Linked DNA regions of Homo sapiens: region 2 is linked to region 1. The links are chromatin contacts, found by Hi-C or POLR2A ChIA-PET in ENCODE. All regions are on one chromosome and are shown on one strand. The core of a region is the stretch at or near the end of the contact, and the rest is flanking DNA. Distances in the headings are between cores, read along the strand shown.

What was found. Hi-C counts contacts between places; a loop is a spot of excess contacts on that map. ChIA-PET counts read pairs that join two places held with the same protein, here RNA polymerase II (POLR2A).
Region 2: a map of PC-9 shows a loop between it and region 1 (14-fold over the local background). The contact joins two enhancer-like sites. A Hi-C loop is called at or near these places in 1 of 168 maps with a recorded cell type or tissue (PC-9). POLR2A ChIA-PET finds 5 or more read pairs at or near these places in 1 of 52 experiments (PC-9).

Annotation. Positions count from the first base shown.
Region 1 is chr1:94,646,622-94,651,562 of GRCh38, reverse strand. The region is part of intron 3 of SLC44A3-AS1 (SLC44A3 antisense RNA 1); the gene reads left to right. It also overlaps the pseudogene KATNBL1P2. Among named protein-coding and RNA genes, the nearest start is that of MIR378G, 97 kb to the left of the region's middle. Within about 2 kb of position 2,807, at least 14 of the 41 ENCODE cell types and tissues checked have a DNase peak (open chromatin) inside an H3K27ac peak, as active enhancers do; they include PC-9, where a contact is called at or near this core.
Region 2 is chr1:94,861,610-94,866,550 of GRCh38, reverse strand. SLC44A3 (solute carrier family 44 member 3) reads right to left here. Exons shown (of 15, transcript NM_001114106.3): 11 at 1,652-1,808. Among named protein-coding and RNA genes, the nearest start is that of SLC44A3, 44 kb to the right of the region's middle. RefSeq lists an enhancer at 1-193. Within about 2 kb of position 2,415, at least 20 of the 41 ENCODE cell types and tissues checked have a DNase peak (open chromatin) inside an H3K27ac peak, as active enhancers do; they include PC-9, where a contact is called at or near this core.

The DNA.
Region 1 (4,941 bases), core at 1,558-4,057:
TGCCCCCACCTTGCCCAAGGGGCGCTCTCCTAGCAGGTCTTGCACAGGCCTGAGAGGGCTGCCCAGTGGATGCCAGGACTGGGCTGAACAGCTGCAGTAACCTGAGGCACTGATGTTTAGGAACTACAGCATCTGAAACCCCAATGTTAAAAATGGGAATTTTCTAATATTATTGAGGATCATTTCATTGATGGTCTTAGAGAAAGGATCTCTACTTTGACTGGTAAGAACATGAAGGAGCTTAAGAAATTTCCAAGACAGTTGGCTGCTTACGTAACTAGAACAATTGGAGAAGCTAGGAAATGCCCACATAAACTACGTAAGGGCACCTATTGCAGAAAGAAAGTTCATCATTTTTTTCCAAATCTCAAATCTTTCCTATGGAAAGGAACATTCCTCTTCAAGTGGGGGCTGTGGGCATGACAAGTAAAGAAAATGAACTGGCTTGTGCAGGCCACCTGCCAGAAAAATTACACCATGATAGTTAAATATATCTGGTTAACTCCAGTGATTCTGATTTTTTAGACAGCCTATTATCAAAATATGGCGGGCTTTCCCTAAGGTTTCGCAGGACCATGAAACAGTTGCACAAGTTCTGCTGAACATGAATTTGAGATTGAAAGTAGCTTTAATTTTTTGCAGAAAAAGATGTGTGAGTGAATTTGTACCTTATTTGGTGAGGATAGGAGATCTTGGAGTTTGGTGGATTGCCTTCTCGTGCTCACCAATAGTTTACAGGAAGAAAAGCAATACACCTTACATGGCTGCTGTATAGATTTGGTACCACTAGCAAAGTCACTACTTAAAAGCAAATTTGAAGAAAATATGTAATAATTGGTTTAAACTGGATTCAATCAGTCATTAAAATGTGGTGGTCAGGATTATAATCAAACAAATTATAATAATGGAAATATTCAGATTTTAAAACAATGAAGTGTATTGTGGGAACAGGGAAGCCATCTGGGAAATACTGCTATTATAGCCAAGGATATAAACACTCATTTGTAACAGTGGCATTGAGAGATTACAGCTACTAAAGAGTGTTTTGTTATTCAAAGCATCTCTTGACTATATGACTTCCAAGAAAATGTCTCGTCAGAATTGTGAACTATCGGAGAAATCAAAACCACTTTTGTCTTTAAAAAGCCACATAATGAACCCACTAATGAAATTCTAACAATATACTTCATACTGAAGTAGAAAAATACCCAAAAGGAACAGCTTCAACTTCAATTAGGTGGAAGGATACTACAAAGATACTTGAACTTTGGTGCATTTGGGATTTATGTGGTTATTTGGTAACATTGTTTAGGAACTACTGGGTCTTAATGCAGTCCTGCATATTACATAAGCGTATAATTTATACTATATGAAAAAATAAGACAAGGACTTATTACTAGGAACCATAAAGACCAATCTTAGTTAATTTTTTAAAGATTATATTCTATAAGAAAATGTGTGCAGCCATTCTCTTATGTTGAAAAGGCTTTGAAAGTTTAAAAAATTATGGCAAATAACCAATATTAAAATTGTTTTTCTCACAATGAGATATTGTGCATGCAAAAAGCCTTAAATGTTAATAAGCTGATGTGTTATGATACCAATATCTGTAAAATATTTGCTTGATGATAATCCTGACCACCACATTAAAAAAAAATTTAAAACCATCATGCTTCTGCATGTTCAAAGGTAAATCAGAGGAATTAAATCAGAGGTTTATATTCATGAAGAATGTTGTCACTGAAATGTTTTTCACATCATTTTCACAACTTGAGAATATTTTTATCATCTGATTTTTTTTTTGGCCAGGGTCATTATGTTATGTAGGCATGTGTTATCTCTAAATAAAAGGAAAGAATTAATATGTATTTTTACGAATGCTCAACTAGAAATGTCTATGGAGTTGGCTAATTTATACACATTTAATTAGATATAGATTTCTAATATTTTCAGTTCTGTATAATTTAAGCTTTCTTTATTTAAGTAAACTTATTACTCTTTTTTAAAAAGTTCATGTGCTTTGATCAGTCGATTCATCTGCAAAATTAGGAATAAAAAGAAAAATATGAAATAATCAGAAACACAAAGAATTGTATACAATGAAATTAAGACAGAAAATATTATTATTTTGAAACTGTTGAATATGATGTTTTTAAGAATTTTTAATTATATAAGAAAATGCTCAAAATATAATGTTAGGTGAAAAAAGAAAACAGCACACATTCTCAACCACAAAATTATATGTGTGTGACTATATAGAAGTATGTGTGCATCTGTGTGGATGTTATGAAATTAAAGCATATCAAAATGTTAATAGTGATTCTTTTTGAGTGTTGGGAACACAGACAATTTTTATTTTCTTTTTTATGGTTTTCTGTGTTTTCCAAAACATCTACCATCATAGTTTTCCACATGCTCAGGAAAAAACCTCATGTGAAAAGAGAAACACATGTTTAGAAAAGTTCCTTACATAATAATTGCTAGCAAGAAACAGAGTGATTACTATATCCAGGGGCTTTATAAAGGTATCTTGTGTGGTCTTCACAGCAGCACTGGGAGGTGGGTGTTAGTGCCCCTGTTTTCAAGACCTAGAAGAGTCCCAGGCTCAGGGAGATTAAGTATGTTGTCCAAAGTCAAACAGCTTTTGTGTCTGGGCCAGGATTTGATGCCACACCTGTCTGATCAGAGGTGGAATTATGGACGTTCTCGGGTACAACCTGCTCCACATTTCCTTGCCAAGCGTAGAGCTCACTCAGCAGCCTTCATCCCAGGGAAGGTGTGAGCAGCAAATGAGAGTACATAGGTTCATTTAGTGTGTCTACGGTGTTTTTAAACTATGACATGTTGGATTTCAGCACCCAGACAGGGACCCTTAAAAGACCCCTGTAGAGTCCCACCTCATTTTAATGAGAAGTCAGTCTCGGAGTTGAAGAAAATCTTTTATTTATTAGAAGTTGCCTACGCTAAAATGAGTTCTCTGTGTGGGTGGAAATTTGCTTGGTTAGAAATTGAATTCTTGATTTGCATCCAATCTTTTCTAATAATCCATTTAAGGAAAGGGAAGTACTCGCACACGGGATGGATTTATAAAGTCTTGAGAAACCTGTAACTCTCTGAGTTTATCTAACAAATAGGCCTGTCCCTGACTCAGCCTGCTCAGGTCAGGAGGCTTGCGGAAATGCGCCAGCTGCCTAAACAGATACGAAAGCTCTTATTTCATCACCAAAACATCTTCTGTAAGGCGGTGTTGAGCTCCGACACGAAAACCAACTTGGATAAGATCCTCAGGGTACAAAGCTGATTGGAGTGACTGCTGCTCTATTAAGCATATCAGATCTCACCCATGACCCCCTCCCTCCTAGCCTTGCTGTCACCACCCGCCCCCTCCCCACCCCACCCCTCCAAAAAACCAATCTGTGGCTGGGACTGAAGTCTCTTTGATGAGGATGAAGTTTTTCATTGATGATTGGAGAGACAGCCTAAATGAATATAGTGCCCAATGATATGATTTAAATTCCTACCAAGGTGTCACCTGTCCAACCCTTTCCTGAAAGCAGAGTGGGAATGAAAGGGGAGAACATCAGGTGGGGAGTTTGTGACCTGGAGGAGAGCAAAGGACCCAGAATGGACAAGTCCCTTGTCAACACAGAGCACTTTCCATCATTTCCTGCTTCTTGAACCCAGACAGACACAGAGAAGACCTGCAAGAAAGGGCATACCCTAATTTGCCTGGTGTCCATGAAGGTCATGGATGTAGGATTTGCAGTACACTGTGGGGAGAAGAGCCATAAACTATGTAGGCATCACTTAACTTTGGACAAATCACTTTACCTCTCTAAGCCTCAGTTCCCTCTTCTGTAAAACAAGGTTGAACTGGACATTTTTCGAGTTTCCTTCCAGTTCTAAAGGACTGCCGCCCCAGGCTTCCCTAAATAATCTGCTCCTGCTTGGATTCAATAGAACACTGGAGATTCTTTCTCTTATCCTCCTGCAGTGAAGAGAGACCCATGAGGACACCTGATCCAGTTCTCTGAGGCCCTCCTTGTCCACACTTGGTTGTGTCTGAGTAGTACAAAGCATCAGACCTATCAGGGTGGTTGGTCTTTGCTGCCTATTAACTGTGTGTGACTTAGAAAATCTTTGCACTTCTGCTCCTTGATTACTAGAAGTGAGCAATTGCAATTGCTCCTGCCTGGCAGAGTCGGGGGGAGGTTAGAGTTGTGGGTAATGTGATTAGAAGAATGCCTGGCTCATCATAAGCATGCTCTTGTCATTGGCTCCTTTCTTCCTTCTTGCTGGCTAAGTCATTTTGGGCTGTATGTGTTAGGAGGAGGGAACCCCAGGAGCTGCTCCAGAGGTGTATAGGTTAGGCAACATAGTGAGACCTTGTCTCTACAAATAATAATAATAATAATAATAATAATAATAATAATTTAAGTTAGTTAGGTGTGGTGGTGCATGCCTGTAGTCCCAGCTACTCGGGAGGCTGAGTTGGAAGGGTTGTTGGAGTCCTGGAAGTCAAGACTGCAGTTAGCCATGATTGCAACATTGCATTCCAGCCTGGGCGACAGAGGGAAACCCTGTCTCGTAAGAAGAGAGAGAGAGAGAGAGAAGGAAAGAAAGGAAGGAAGGAAGGCAGGAAGGCAAGCTGGCTCCTGTCTCAGCTACCCAGAGTGCTAGGATTACAGGTCTGCACCACCAAGCCCTACGAATTTAATTTCTCTCTGATTAGCGATCAGAGGAAGGAGATTGGTGATTGTCTCCCCTCTATGAGACCCAGTTTTCCATATTCTAATCTTCTTCAAGACCAGCTCAAGGCCTACCTCCCTTGGAGGCCCCAGACCCCTCTCGTCCACAGAGATCATACAAGGTGCATCCTGAAATGCATGCTCACCATGCACTGCCTTGCAGGGCTAGATGAACTTTCAGATGAGAAAGTTA
Region 2 (4,941 bases), core at 1,166-3,665, 220 kb before region 1:
AACTAGGGAAAATCACACAGTGGCTGTGTGAGACATTTAAATTGTAGACACAGTGTGGGGCAGTAAGGCTGCTGAGGAAGAAATTTTTTTTTAACCTAAGAAAGGACACATTTTCCCAATAGTGACATCACTAAAAGCAATTTTGGCCCTTGGTCCTTGTGGGATCTGGGAAGTGATAAATAACCTTTTAGACCTCAGTCAGAGAGACCTTGGGCCTTCCACTGAGGTCCTTGGGCCTTCTCTTTTAGATTTATGAAAGGCCGTTTCCCCAGAGAGTTTAAAATGCCTAGCTTTAGGAGGGAGAGCAAGCTCCCGGCTGCTCATTAATTTATGATTATCTATTACCAATGCGCACACACACATATCACAAATAGATTTAAAATAAAACGCTGTCCTGTTCTTCAAGAAATCCTGCAAGTTTCCTAAGACTGAAGGATTGATTTCAAAATGCAGGAGCCAAAAGTAGCTAGTTTTGCCCTGGATATGGAAATGCCTCTTCAAGTCATCAAAATGTGGCCAAGCAAAATATTAATAGAAATACAAGAAAATATTCTACAATCAGGGGCAACTGCTTAGCATGCATTTCCAGATAAGGAAGCCAGATAATTTTATGTGTTATCCAATCAATTGCTTCTAATTGATAAACTAACTTTAAATCTTGGTTATAGATTTTAAAATATCAACAATTCAGATATCTTTTTAAAAAGTAAATGAAAACAATTCCAAAATACAATGTAAACCTATTGGTAAAATGTCCTGAATTTACTAAGGACACATAGCTATACTCAAAAGGTTGGAATCAGGTAAGTTTGTGAAACTGACCAAGTCACCAACTCTAAGGTGGTGACGGGGGAAGAGATTAACATTGTGTGAGAACAGAAGACTTGGGAAAAGTCCAATCTTCTCTTGTTTGGCAGGCCAGAAATACCATGAGAACAGCTGTTTTCCTGGTGTTCTGGTTTCCACTGGCATTCATAACCAAATGTGCATGGAAATAAAAACTAGGAGGAGAAATCCCCCAGGCACAAAAGCCCTACAGTTCTCTGTCCTTTGAGCTGAGATGTAGGTCAGCTTGCCCATTTCTCACTCTCAAGCGCATGTGTACACACGCATGTACACACACATACACACTCTCATTCAAACCCTCTCCTTTTCTCCCTCGTTCTTCCTCACACACACCAGGAATTTCCCATGACTGTCTCTAGGAAACACAAAAGGCAGGCAATATTTTAGCATCAAAACAGAAATGAACAAATATTATTCCTATCTTATGGTATATTTTTTTACTTAAAAAGGCATGATAAATGTTCACAAAAAAACTTGTTTAAATTTCACCTTAAGAGTTCATCCCGTCTGTTTGGCATTTACATAAGAAGGAAAATCAGCTAACTCAGAACTACTCCCTCCCCACGCCATCTCCACCGAGTTGGAGAAAACCCAATAAACAAAACCATAAACAAAACACAGACTCTGGGAAAATAAAAGTTTTGCTGGGAGAGGCGGGGGATGGGAGCTGAGGAGTGCAGGAGCTTTCTGCACGGCCCGCTGTCACAGGTCACATTTCTGTCCTGGGACCTGCTGTAGTTTTCCAGTAATTAAGTTTCTGGCAACCCAAACACAGAACGTGCTGTGTATCAGGAGGTAGCCTTACCTGTTCTTTCAGTGCGTTTTGCATGTACATGACAATGATTCTCGGAATCCTCACCACAGAGATTAAAAATGACCCTTTCACAACGGTTCCTTGATGGTAGAAGAAGAGAATGGAGAGAGACGAAAGGATGGGATGATCAGGAGGATCATTTTTACTTCTGGAAATAGGGAAAAGGATAGCATTTTAAAAACACTTTTTATAAAGCAGCAAAAGCTCTCTGGTTCCAATCATCTGTGGTACTAACAACTTAGAAAGTTGTGACATAATAAGCATTTGGCGAACTTTTTATACTCCTTGGTAGCTTCGGTTAAATTGTTTCTTGTATTAATTTAATTCGTTTTGGTGCCACTTAATGCTACAAATAAAACAGAAAAAATTTAAAAAAATTGATGAGTTAAAAAAGTTTCCCTCTTCATAATGCAGAGCCCATCCACCAACCCTTTAGGGTGCCTATTCATCTCATTTTCACTTTCAGAATTTTAATTGCGGCACAATCTCCAAGGTTTAACTTACACAGGAGTATACATAAATATTGCCAGCATTCACCTGGTGATTAAAAATCATCACCAAATCACATGACCAGGATCAGTGGCCAGAGAGGTAATAGTGAGCTCCCACTTACAGGAAAGGGACAGAAAGCCCTGGGTGCTTGGCTCCTACACAGCTCTAGGCTCCCCAAATCCTGCTGGTTTCTACTCTGCTCTTTAAAGGTCACTTCAGTGTGAATCATTTACGGGACTTGTCATGACGCAGCTCCCAAGAATGTGTACAAGTCAGTTTCACAGGCAGGGAAAAAAAAGTGAGAAAGAACAGAATGGGCACAGCCATCACTCTCCCCTAACCCTGAAAGATAAAACAAAGGAGTGGGGGCTGATGCCACCCCACGGGTGACCCTTTGAATTCCCGCTGAAGCCAGTTCTAGAAAATAAGGTCTTTCTGAGAAGCAACTTCACAGATTCCAAGTGAAGCTTGGTTTCTTTATAATGGATTATTCTACAACTTGCTCTGGTTGCTAATAAGTCACTATGAATTAAGGTTTTGACAGCAGCCTAGGTTTTGAGAGAGGAAAAGGAAGGCAGCCAGAAATGTTTCAAGAGTTGGCAATGGCTGCATTTTGCTGTTACTCAAATCAGCCAGGAAGAAAAAGAGAACATGAAAGTAATATTGGGAGCTGAAAAACTGCAACCCAGTTGTCCCACAAAAAAAAAGGATGTGTGTTTCAACACAGTGTTATTTAAAGTAGGAAAAACCACGGAAGCTATTGCTAATAGGAATTCATTTAGATCTGATAAACTAGAAGAGTAGTGTAGGCCAGGAAAATCTGACACACTTTTTTTTCCCTTCCCTCATTTTTCTTTTTTTTTAAGGAAGAACGTTTACTTTTCCATTGAGGAGATTTGTGTGCCTTAGAACTTATTATGGTGCTCAAGAGGGGAGGCAGGGAGAAGAGGACAACACCTGCTTTCCATCTGGTAGGGAAACACATGATTCATAGGCCTCTGTGAATGAGGGCCTTGGGGTTAGCCCTCCAGGTATTAGAGTTTGGGGTTAGGCATCAGCTTTCTGAGGTTTCACTGTGATGGGGTTAACCACTTCAGGCAGAGGAGTACCTGCACTGCCTCAGCTTCCCTAGTCTGTAACACATCCTGGTTATGGCTGGAGGCTCTGCCTGGCTTGGCTGGAAGAAGATGCAGAGGTTCCAGAAGCTGGGTTATCACGTGATGGGAGACGGAACTTAAAAAGAGGGCCCTTTCAACCCAAGCCAGCTCTTGGAGCCAGGAGTCACTCAATACCTGCCCTCAAAACTAGAAACAGCCCTACAGAAAAAAAAGGCTAATGAAGTGGTGTGTCTCTGAGGCCCCCACCTAGTCTCAGACTCATTTCCATGTTCAAAGGTAACGTCATCCTACCACCTCTCCCCTGCTGTGTGTGGGGCTAGTGCCTCCAGCTCTGTCTCCCTCACAACCAGCCAAACCTGCCTTCAGGAAGAGGATCTGACACACCCAGTGATGCTAAATATAATACTTACCTCTGGACTTATTCATATTTTAAGAATTGACCTGGGGGACAACATTCCAGTGTTGAGCATATGGGGCAACCCAGCGATGAGTGTATTAGGAGGCTGGGGAGGACTGGGCCCCCAGTCAGCCTTCCTCATCTCTCTCTAGATCTTCCCACTGGACCACATCCACCCCAATTCTGTGGGTAGTGGCAATAAGGAAGACACGGGCAGTGTTAGAGGGTAAGGCGACTCTAGCATATGCCCCATGAAGCCCAGCTTCCCCCTTCCTTTGGATGTGTGGCTGCTTTGAGTGCTAATGGTGCCTGGCTCCCAGAACAACGAAGCCAGTTGCCCAAAATACCACATCAATCCAAGCTGTGGGGCAAAGGGTTTAATGGTCCCATCCATCCAAGTCCTCTAACACCTTTGGGTCATGGTACAAAGTACTGTTTTGTAATTTCTACTCCCATCAGACAACAGAGTGCATACAGCCAGGCAAGCCGCATCATGGTCCTAGAGACAAGCTTTGGCTCTAGTTAGATCCAGCCTCGTGCTCACTAAAAACTCTTCTGACATTATGGAGAATTAATTTTGTGCTGAGGCTCCTGGACTAGGTGTGGGCTGCATGGGACAAATGGCCTCCAACGTAAAGCTGGTCCCAGCAAAGGACTGTGTGGTCCCTGTAGAGACCATGTCTCTTCCAGTATTTCTTACAACAAAATCACTGCAAGATGGGGTTTGGAGGGCTGAGAAGGTTGTATGTTTCTTTCCTATTCTACAGAAAATGAAAATCGTCTTTATTAGAAAGAAGAGGATTCTTTAGCTGGCCTGGGTAACTCTTGCTAGGTTAGGAAATTCATCTATCTCTACCTAAATTCCTTAGGCTCTGCTATGAATCCATTTCCTCTTCTCCATCTGTAGATATAGAGCAGCTGGAAACCCTCTTTTGTATATTTGAAAATGATGATGAAGTCACACCTCAAGTGTCCCTCCACCACCCTGAAGGGTTCTAGCTCCTTCCTATCACATCCCTAACACCACCTTTATGGCTCTCAGTTGATCCTTCTTCAAGCAAATGGTTGTAAAAAGTAAATTCTACAGATTGCCCATATCCTGGTACCTGATGGTATTTGTATGAACTCTTCAGCCCTCGTAGTGCATAAATGAATGACAAAGATGAATGCACCCTGGCTATATTTAATCCTCACCCTGAGTGCAGGCCAGAAAAGGATACGAAGAATTGTGAACTTTGAAGATTAGGAAAAATCTTGAGGTTTCAAAATTAGGC